Regions from separate parts of the Homo sapiens genome. Here region 1 is linked to region 2. A link is an interaction called in ENCODE POLR2A ChIA-PET data of the cell type or tissue named here. Cell type or tissue: B cell. All regions are shown on one strand. Each heading gives the region's core, and the rest is flanking DNA. Links, peaks and the distances in the headings are about the cores only. Region 1 holds the start of LOC105378979 (growth/differentiation factor 3). Region 2 overlaps C5orf67 (chromosome 5 putative open reading frame 67).

Region 1 (4,394 bases), core at 316-4,315, 230 kb before region 2:
CTGCTCATTAAAAAGCAAAGAATATAAGCTCAAAAAAAAGTTATCATCAACCTCTCATTGATTAGAAAAATAACACAGACGAGGTAGGGATAATTAGTGGGAACCTTAGGCACACAAATTATTAGCTTTTAAAGAATTCTGTTCTCAACTTAAAAAAAAAAACCTATTCCTATTCCTTTTCCTTTTACCAAAGCTTGTTTTCCTAAATTGAATTATTTTATCCTTTGCTTTTGTTCTGTATTTCTTCGTATTTAAGGAACAAAAACCCAAAGGAATTGTCTTAACATAGAATCTATTCTGCACGGACAACTGACTCAGCCCTGCCGTGGGCAGGTCATTACTTACTCTTTCCTCAGTTTCCCCATCCACAAAACAAGAATAATCACACCTACCTCATAAGCTTGTTTCACTAACATTAACTAAAGAATTTACACAGCAAGCTTTCTAAAGATGGACTGTTCTGATTACCATTACTTATGGTGTACTTATTTACATAATTTGGGACATTGAATTTCTTAATGAGAATAAATAAACCTCAAGTTTAGAGAAACTAAACTTTTTTTTTTTGAGATGGAGTCTCACTCTGTTGTCTAGGCTGGAGTGCAGTGGCGCAATCTTGGCTCACTGCAACCTCTGCCTCCCTGGCTCAAGTGATTCCCCTGTTTCAGCCTCCTGAGTAGCAGGGATTACAGGTGCACACTACCACGCCTGGCTAATTTTTGTGTTTTTAGTAGAGACGGGGTTTCGCCATGTTGGTCAGGCTGCTCTTGAACTGCTGACCTTGTGATCTGCCCGCCTCAGCCTCTCAAAGTGGAGAAACTAAACTTTTATTGTACGTGTCAATGTGATTTGGTCTTTTAAGAAAAGCAAATATTGTGAAATGCAGGTTAATTTGTTAATGAAGGATGCCTTACTCTGTATGTTTAATGGACAGATTATTCCTACACTATATTTATATATAATATGCTCATAATAATTTGTTAAGTGTTAGGAAACATGAAGAAGACTATATTGGCTTCTCGTATATGTTATTTTTTGAAGATCTTGATTTGTACTCTCTGAAAAGAAAACAAAAGAATGTTGGGAGCATGAATCCCAAATGCTACTTTTCTTATGTTGGGTACTTCCCACATAAGAATCTGGTATTTTCAGATTTAGTGAATTTCATCCTTTTAACCTGAAGGAGTTTTTTTTGTTTGTTTGTTTCTGTTTAAAAAAATTTCAGAACCACAAACACACTAAGTATAGTGTATTATCAATGAATCAAAATACACTTATTGGGCATCTTCTATGTACTAGTTATGGCATAAGTAATGTGGATGAGTGATTTTCAAAGCGGTCTCAGAACCAGCATTATCAGCATCACCTGGCAACTTACTAGAGAGGTAAATTCTTGAACCTCATTTAAGACCTACTGAATCAGAAACTCTGGGAATGGGGCCTAGCAATCTATGTCTTAACAAATGCTCTAGGTGATTTCTGGTGTTAGCTAAAGTCTAAGAACACAAAGGTGAGTTAAATGGAGTGTTTGTAACTTGCAAACTGTGCATACTTGTCCTTGTTTCCAGCATTTGGACCAACACAGTCTGTCAGAGCGTGTCTTCCACATAAGTGCATCTATTCACTAATTATGTACTTGTGTTTTCGAGGTTGCATTTGAGAAACACAATCTGTATTATCACTTCTTGCACCTCCATTCTGTAAACAGGAGTTGGTATTGAAGTTGTTCTGGGAGTGAGAGTTTCTCTCACTTGAATTTAATTTCTCTTGAATGCGTGATCAGCTACAAGCTGTGGGGGGTTAGAATAGGGCCTACAGCTGGGCACGTGGATATTTAAAGACAGCGAAGGGGAAGCCCCGCTTCTGAGAGCAGGTATGTTGGAGGGTGGCTGTGGGAGAAGTGGCAGCTCCTGGCTCATTCCTGGGCTCTTGGCTCTGGGTCTTTGGTGCATGTGTTTGAGCTCAGTAGAGACGTTTGACTGTCCCAACCCGATGCTGCCTTCCCACATAAATGAGATTTTTTTCTGCCAGGCAACATGGTTTTACCCTCATATTCAAAAGTAAGTAGCTGGAGCGCTGGTCTTTGCCAGGGAAGGAGTGATCCAGAAGCTGCCTGGCAGCATTTTGTGGGGCTGGTCAGGGAATGGGGTGTAAATGACAACAGATATTAAGGGCTCTTGTGAGTAGAGCAAGGAGTTGGGTACAGAATATTCTTCAGCTGGTCTAGCAGAAATGGAATCTGCTTCCTGGTTTCAGCTCTGCAGGCTTGGTATGTAGGATGTCTTTAAGCTTTATGGCTGATGCCCTAAAGTTCTGTGTGTAAGGATGCTCTAAAGTGTGAAGTACACAGCTGCTGGGCTGGGCAACTATAGTGTTTTGGGAGATAAACAGGGCAAGTGGCTTGTCTTAGGTCATGGTGACTGGAATGATTTTCAGTACTAGGGCAATCATTCTGACTTAATTCCAGGGGTAGGGTGATGGGAGTTGAGGAACCTCAGTCCATCCCTGGCTGCTGTGGACTAAGCACTGACTTTGACAAGCTGAGACTGCTAAGTCTTTGTCCTGTCCTGCCCGGCTGGGTAGTGGGGAGTAAGAAGCTGAAAGGGAGGTGGGACTTTCCACGATAGTGGCCTCCTGGAGCTTCCACTCTTCTTTCCCTACAGGCTCATAGTTCCTACACAGCTACTGGCTTCTCTGTTTTGAGGCAGTTTCCTTCTTGGGGGTTTCCTTGATAAAGTTATGGGCTTGGGTGCCCATTGTCCCCCATGCCACTGAGCTTGTTCTAGAGTTCGAGGACCATAGAAGGGGCCTCCAAAGATTCCTTCTGGGATCTTTCCCCATTATCTTTTCATCCTACCAGTCAGAGGGAGGGTCATTATTGGATATCTACTGTTTACTCACGTATTGGATGGAGGTGGTGCCCACCCTCTTGGCAGAGACAAAGATTCCAGCCACTGATGTCGCTGATGCCAGCCTGAATGAATGTTCCAGTACCGAAAGGAAACAAGACGTAGTGTTGCTGTTCGTGACCTTGTCCCACACACAGCCACCTCTGTTTCACCTGCCTTATGTCCAGAAACCCTTAATCTCTAATGTGGAGCAGCTGATCCTGGGGATCCCGGGCCAGAATCGCCGGGAGATAGGCCATGGCCAGGATATCTTTCCAGCAGAGAAGCTCTGCCATCTGCAGGATCGCAAGGTGAACCTTCACAGAGCTGCCTGGGGCGAGTGTATTGTTGCACCCAAGACTCTCAGCTTCTCTTACTGTCAGGGGACCTGCCCGGCCCTCAACAGTGAGCTCCGTCATTCCAGCTTTGAGTGCTATAAGGTAAGACATGGAGCCTCGTTCTTTCTCTTCTGGGGTCATATTGGGATAGCACTAAGTGCTCAACTCTCTAGGCCTGGCTCCTTTTGAGTCAAGGAAGCCATTGAAGTTGGTAATTATGTAATCTAGCACTGATGCAGTGTGTAGCATCTTCCCCGCCCTGTGACCTTATCCCTTATCTTTATTCATAAGAAACATCAGCTTCCTAAAGATTGTTCTGAAACAGCCCTGATCCAGCAGCTTCTCCCCAGGCCCTCCTTCTCCCTTCCCATGTATCCCTGACAAGTCTACTGATGCCCTTAGATATGAGGCTGTGGCTATGAGGCACTCACCATTCTGCCATTTGTTTCTGCAGAGGGCAGTACCTACCTGTCCCTGGCTCTTCCAGACCTGCCGTCCCACCATGGTCAGACTCTTCTCCCTGATGGTCCAGGATGACGAACACAAGATGAGTGTGCACTATGTGAACACTTCCTTGGTGGAGAAGTGTGGCTGCTCTTGAGATACCCCAAAGCCTCCTACTGGCCTCAGGGCCACCTAAGTCTCAGGACTTTAGTAGGGGGTGGGATTACTTTTCATAGCAAGTAGAGCTCTTTGAAGGGAGGTGGGATTTGGTTTGTTTCTCAAAGCACAGCAAGAAGGTTGGCATTATGGCAGTAACCCCTCATAGATGCTTCTCTTTGATGTGGCAGGGGCCCCCTAGTGCTGTTCTCAGTCACTCCTACTACTGGGAAGCTGGGCCCATTGAGATGTCTGACTATCGCTGTCCTAGATTGTGAGTGGGCTGGGCTTAGTGCCACCTCTGGGATCATTTAGGTGGGGAAAGAGGAACTGGAATTGGACGCATGTCAGCTCTTGGGGTAGGGGTAAAATTGTTACCAGTGTTAAGCTGGCTTTGGACTCTTTCTGAGCCATTCAGCTGCTATCATCCTTCTCTGTACCATTGGCCTGGGGCTGGTCCAGAACTGACCTCAGCATGTACATTCCTCCTCACCTAACACTCCTGGCCTCTTTAGAGGGAGTGAAGACTCTGTGGAAGAAAGCATTCTGTCATGGGCTAGTCATGGGT
Region 2 (4,394 bases), core at 186-4,185:
GGGGTAAGTATTCAGTTAAGTATTTCAATATCAGGGCTATATCTGTGTTCTCAAAGAAAATCCTTTCTACCTTCTCCTCCCCGAAATGGCTTCTGGGAGGGGAAAGCTTACTCTTCTTGAACAAGGAAGCTGGGAGGGGGGTCTTTGGTGTGAGCTGTCCCGTGGATCTTCTGTGACCTCTTCCAGGATGTCCCTTGTCCTACCTTGTCACTGGATAACTTGCATCAGTTTCCACCAGATGTGGCTGATTCCACCTGGCCTTTGGGACCTCATGTTCGCATCTGACAGTTTCATTCTGCCCCTCAATTCTGGATTTGAGATTCTGGCACTTTGTGAGTTTATTTGTTTGGACTCCAGGCCTTGTTGGATCTACCAATCTTTCAGCCCATGTTCCCCAGCTTGGATAATAGGAAATTCTTAATCTCCTATGGGCCACCCAAGACCGTGGGGAATTAGTAACACTATCTATATCAGGCTCTCACTTTCTGCCAAATTCTCCACATTGCAATTTCTAAATCTACTTCAGCCTTTCCCCACCCAACTCCATGTTAGTGCAGGACACCTGGTGAGGTTTTCTCCTGCTAGATGGCCAAAGGCACTGCTACCCTGACTCATTATGAAAGATTGCAGTGATGGATTAGTGGTGACAGGCATGTATAGGGAAGATGGAAGTGGTTGCATTCCTGCCGTATATTTGCCATCATAACTTCTGCCCTTACAAGACAGTAGCTCTTGTCTTGGAATAAGCATCATTTCCCAAGTGAGGCTGGTGTGTGTGTGTGTGTGTGTGTGTGCACGCACATATCATGACCTACAGTAGTAGTTCTCAAATGTTAACATGCAAATAATTACCTGGAGGGCTTGTTAAAACAGACTTCTGGGCCCCACACCCAGTTTCTGATTCTGTAATCCTAGGGTGGAGCGTAAGAGTCTGTATTTCTACCAAGTCCTCAGATGATGCTGATGTTACTGGTCCTGGGATCACACTGACCCAGAATCTCCAGACTCTGGTGCTGTATGCAGATTGTGGTAAAAGCAATGCAATGTCTGAACACAATTTTGTGCTTGGAAACCTGAGGACGTATAGTTTTTCAATGTAAGAGATATTACTGGGGTCTGAGTAAAGAATAGGCATGTAAAAATTCATGCGTGAGTCACCTTTTCAGATGATTACACTATATATTTTCTGATGATTCATTCTTTTCCCCTCATGCCTTTCCAGGTTGCTAACCTGACCAGTCCTGCAGTGGAGGTAGTTATACCCAAGGTGTGATTTGGGATCACTAAAAGGAATTTCTCTAACTACTGAAGTGTCTAAAATACCTAGGTTAGCTCTGAGCTCAGATCCCAGTCCATCAGACTCGCTGTTTTCAAGAGGAGGAAGCAAGGGAGAACAAAAGCTAGCCTGTCCATGGAACAGGCTTAACAGATGAATTTCTTCTTGTATTGTTTCCTTTCTGTTATCTCCTATGTTTCAAACACAAACTTGTATTGAATCTTTTTTTTAAAATTAACAACTTTATTTACCATAAAATTAACTTACTGTAAGTATACAATTCAACTATTTTTTGTATGTTTATAAAATTGTATAACAATCCCCATAATCTAATTTCAGAACATTTTTCTCACCCCCTAAAAAGCCTCATGCCCACACACAATCACTTCTTTTTCCACTCTCTATCCTAAGCAACCACTCATCTGCTTACTGGCCCAATATTTTTGCTTTTTGCCTTTTCTGGACATTTCATATAAGCAGAACCTGGGAGGCCAAGGCGGGCGGATCACGAGGTCAGGAGATCGAGACCATCCCGGCTAAAACGGTGAAACCCCGTCTCTACTAAAAATACAAAAAATTAGCCGGGCGTAGTGGCGGGCGCCTGTAGTCCCAGCTACTTGGGAGGCTGAGGCAGGAGAATGGCGTGAACCCGGGAGGCGGAGCTTGCAGTGAGCCGAGATCCCGCCACTGCACTCCAGCCTGGGCGACAGAGCGAGACTCCGTCTCAAAAAAAAAAAAAAAAAAAAAAAGCAGAACCATACGCTATGTGTTCTTTTGTGCCTCGCTTCTTTCACTGAGCATATGTTTTGGAGGTTCACCTTCATCCACGTTGCAGGATGTCTCAGTACTTCATCAAAGGCTAGCTTCTACCAGGTCTTCCTTTGATGCATGCATCTCTGTCTCTCCATTTCTGCTGTAACTCTTAGTCTTGGTCCTTGTTACTCAAGTGTAGTCCCTGATCACTAGCATCAGCATCACCTGGGAGATAGTCCTGGCAGAGACTCAATCAGGATCTGCATTTGAGCAAGGTCTCAGGGGATTTTTGTGCACACTGCAGTTTAAGAAGCACTTCCCTAGAGAATCTCTTCACCTCTGTCAGAAGCATTGTAGAGCAGCCTCTGCACTGACCTCCCTGTCTCCTCCAGTCTCCCCACTGGGCCACCCAGCCTACACACCACTGCCCACGTGGATGAGGAAACTGAGACTCAAAAGAGGTGGGCAAATTACCCATGATTAGCCCTCAAGTGCCAATCTCCACATGCCCTCCATTTCTTAAACAATCTACATGACTTCTTATTAGCTGTTTGAGTGCCAAGTCTCCATCACTCAAGTGTGATGTTCAAAGCTTGCTAAAATAGCGTCTTCTTTACTGATAGAAGCTTCTCACCTGCAGTGTTCTAACACAAACTTTCAGTTCCTAACATGTCACACCTTTAAATCCTGACGACACTTTAGTCAGCCTCAACTTCAGGTATCCTGCTGAGCTGTCCTTCCATGCATCTAGTGAATTCCACCCACCCCCTCCATGGCTTCAGTCCCATTGCTGCCTGCCCACCCCACATAGGACCTTTCCCAACCTATAAGTTCACATTGAACTTTGCTTATTCTAAAGTCTAAAAATGCATTTTTTTTGAGATGGAGTCTCGCTCTTGTTGCCCAGGCTGGAGTGTATTGGTGTGATCTTGGCTCACTGCAACCTCAGCCTCCTGGGTTCAAGCAATTCTCCTGCCTCAGCCTCCTGAGTAGCTGGGATTACAGGTGCCCACCACCACACCGAGCTAATTTTTTTGTACTTTTAGTAGAGACGGGGTTTCACCATGTTGGCCAGGCTGGTTTTGAACTCCTGACCTCAGGTGATCCTCCCACCTCAGCCTCCCAAAGTTCTGGGATTACAGGTGTGAGCCACTGCACCTGGCCAAGAATGCATTTTTTTAAGAGACAGGGTCTCTCTCTGTCACCTAGGCTGGAGAACAGTGGCTTGATCACAGTTCACTGCAGCCTTGACCTCCCGGGCTCAGGCAATTCTCCCATCTCAGCCTCCCCAGAGGCAGGGACTACAAGCACATGCCACCACACCTGGCTAATATTTTGTAGAGATAGGGTCTCACTTTGTTGCCCAGGCTGATCTCAATCTCCGGGCTTCAAGTGATCCTCCGGCCTTGACCTTCCAAAGTGCTGGGATTGCAGGCGTGATTCACTGCACCTGGCCTAAGAATGCATATTAAACACTGAATCCTGTGGTTATTCTTCAGCTACTCATAGTAATAATAATAATTATGATGATGATAAATGATACCAAAGATTGTTGCAGCAATTTGTGGTTGATACTTTAACTTATTCCATTTTGCTTATATAATCTGCATATCTTTTTAATATAAAAATATGAGCTCCTAGAGAAAAAGGGTTATTTCTTATAGGTCATTTATAATATTTTGATTACCAGGAGAACCCTGGCTATCTCAGTAGGAACTCCATAAATTCTTCAGGAATGAAGACCAGGTCAGAGGCAGAATGATAAATTTCCCCTAGAATGGAAGAACTGTTTCCAATACGGAAACTGTTAAAGGACAAATATGATAAAAATATAACTTCTACTACTATGATTGACATTTATTGAATACTGTATGAGATCTTTTATGCATGTGATCTTAGGCAATTTTCACTAGATCTCTATGAAGTGAGCACTATTATTCCTATTTAGGAAGGCATTCTTAGTCATCCCTGTGGATGAGGAAACTGAGGCTCAAAGAATTTGTGCAACTTACCTAAGGCATACAGCTAGTGAGTGGCAGGGATAAGAATCAGATCCAAGTTTCTGACTATTATGCTCTCTTTCCCTACTGTGAAGTAGTTCCACCAAGGGAGTGTTGGGACCCGCCTGGGATAATTAGGGTCTTGGAGGTCGTAACGATTTTTCTGAGTCAGGAAGTGTTTCCATAGGCAATATTCCTGTTTTCATTGAAACACTGGTGACATTTAAAGTCACCATGAATTTCCTCCTTTGCATCAGAGGACACTCAAAGAGAACAACACAATGGATAAAGATGGACTCCACCAGCTTCCTTGGCCAAATTCTTCTCATTCTTGGCTTGGTGTAAGTGGCCTAGGTGGGCTGACT

Evidence for each region. Peaks named below come from ENCODE experiments on the same cell type or tissue, not always from the same donor. Only the 100,000 strongest peaks of a DNase experiment are listed, where the experiment ranks them.
Region 1: POLR2A ChIA-PET joins it to region 2 with 5 read pairs; 2 of 35 experiments call an interaction of 5 or more read pairs at or near these places.

What each region holds. Positions count from the first base shown.
Region 1 is chr5:56,770,439-56,774,832 of GRCh38, reverse strand. It overlaps LOC105378979 (growth/differentiation factor 3), which reads left to right and starts at 1,958. Exons shown (of 3, transcript NR_172721.1): 1 at 1,958-2,060; 2 at 3,077-3,328; 3 at 3,681-4,394. In B cell, for the core only: no CTCF peak of the experiment used is centred there; no DNase peak of the experiment used is centred there; H3K27ac peaks cover 276 bases.
Region 2 is chr5:56,540,450-56,544,843 of GRCh38, reverse strand. All of the region lies in intron 2 of C5orf67 (chromosome 5 putative open reading frame 67), which reads left to right. Among named protein-coding and RNA genes, the nearest start is that of LINC01948, 61 kb to the right of the region's middle. In B cell, for the core only: no CTCF peak of the experiment used is centred there; a DNase peak (open chromatin) is centred at 2,223.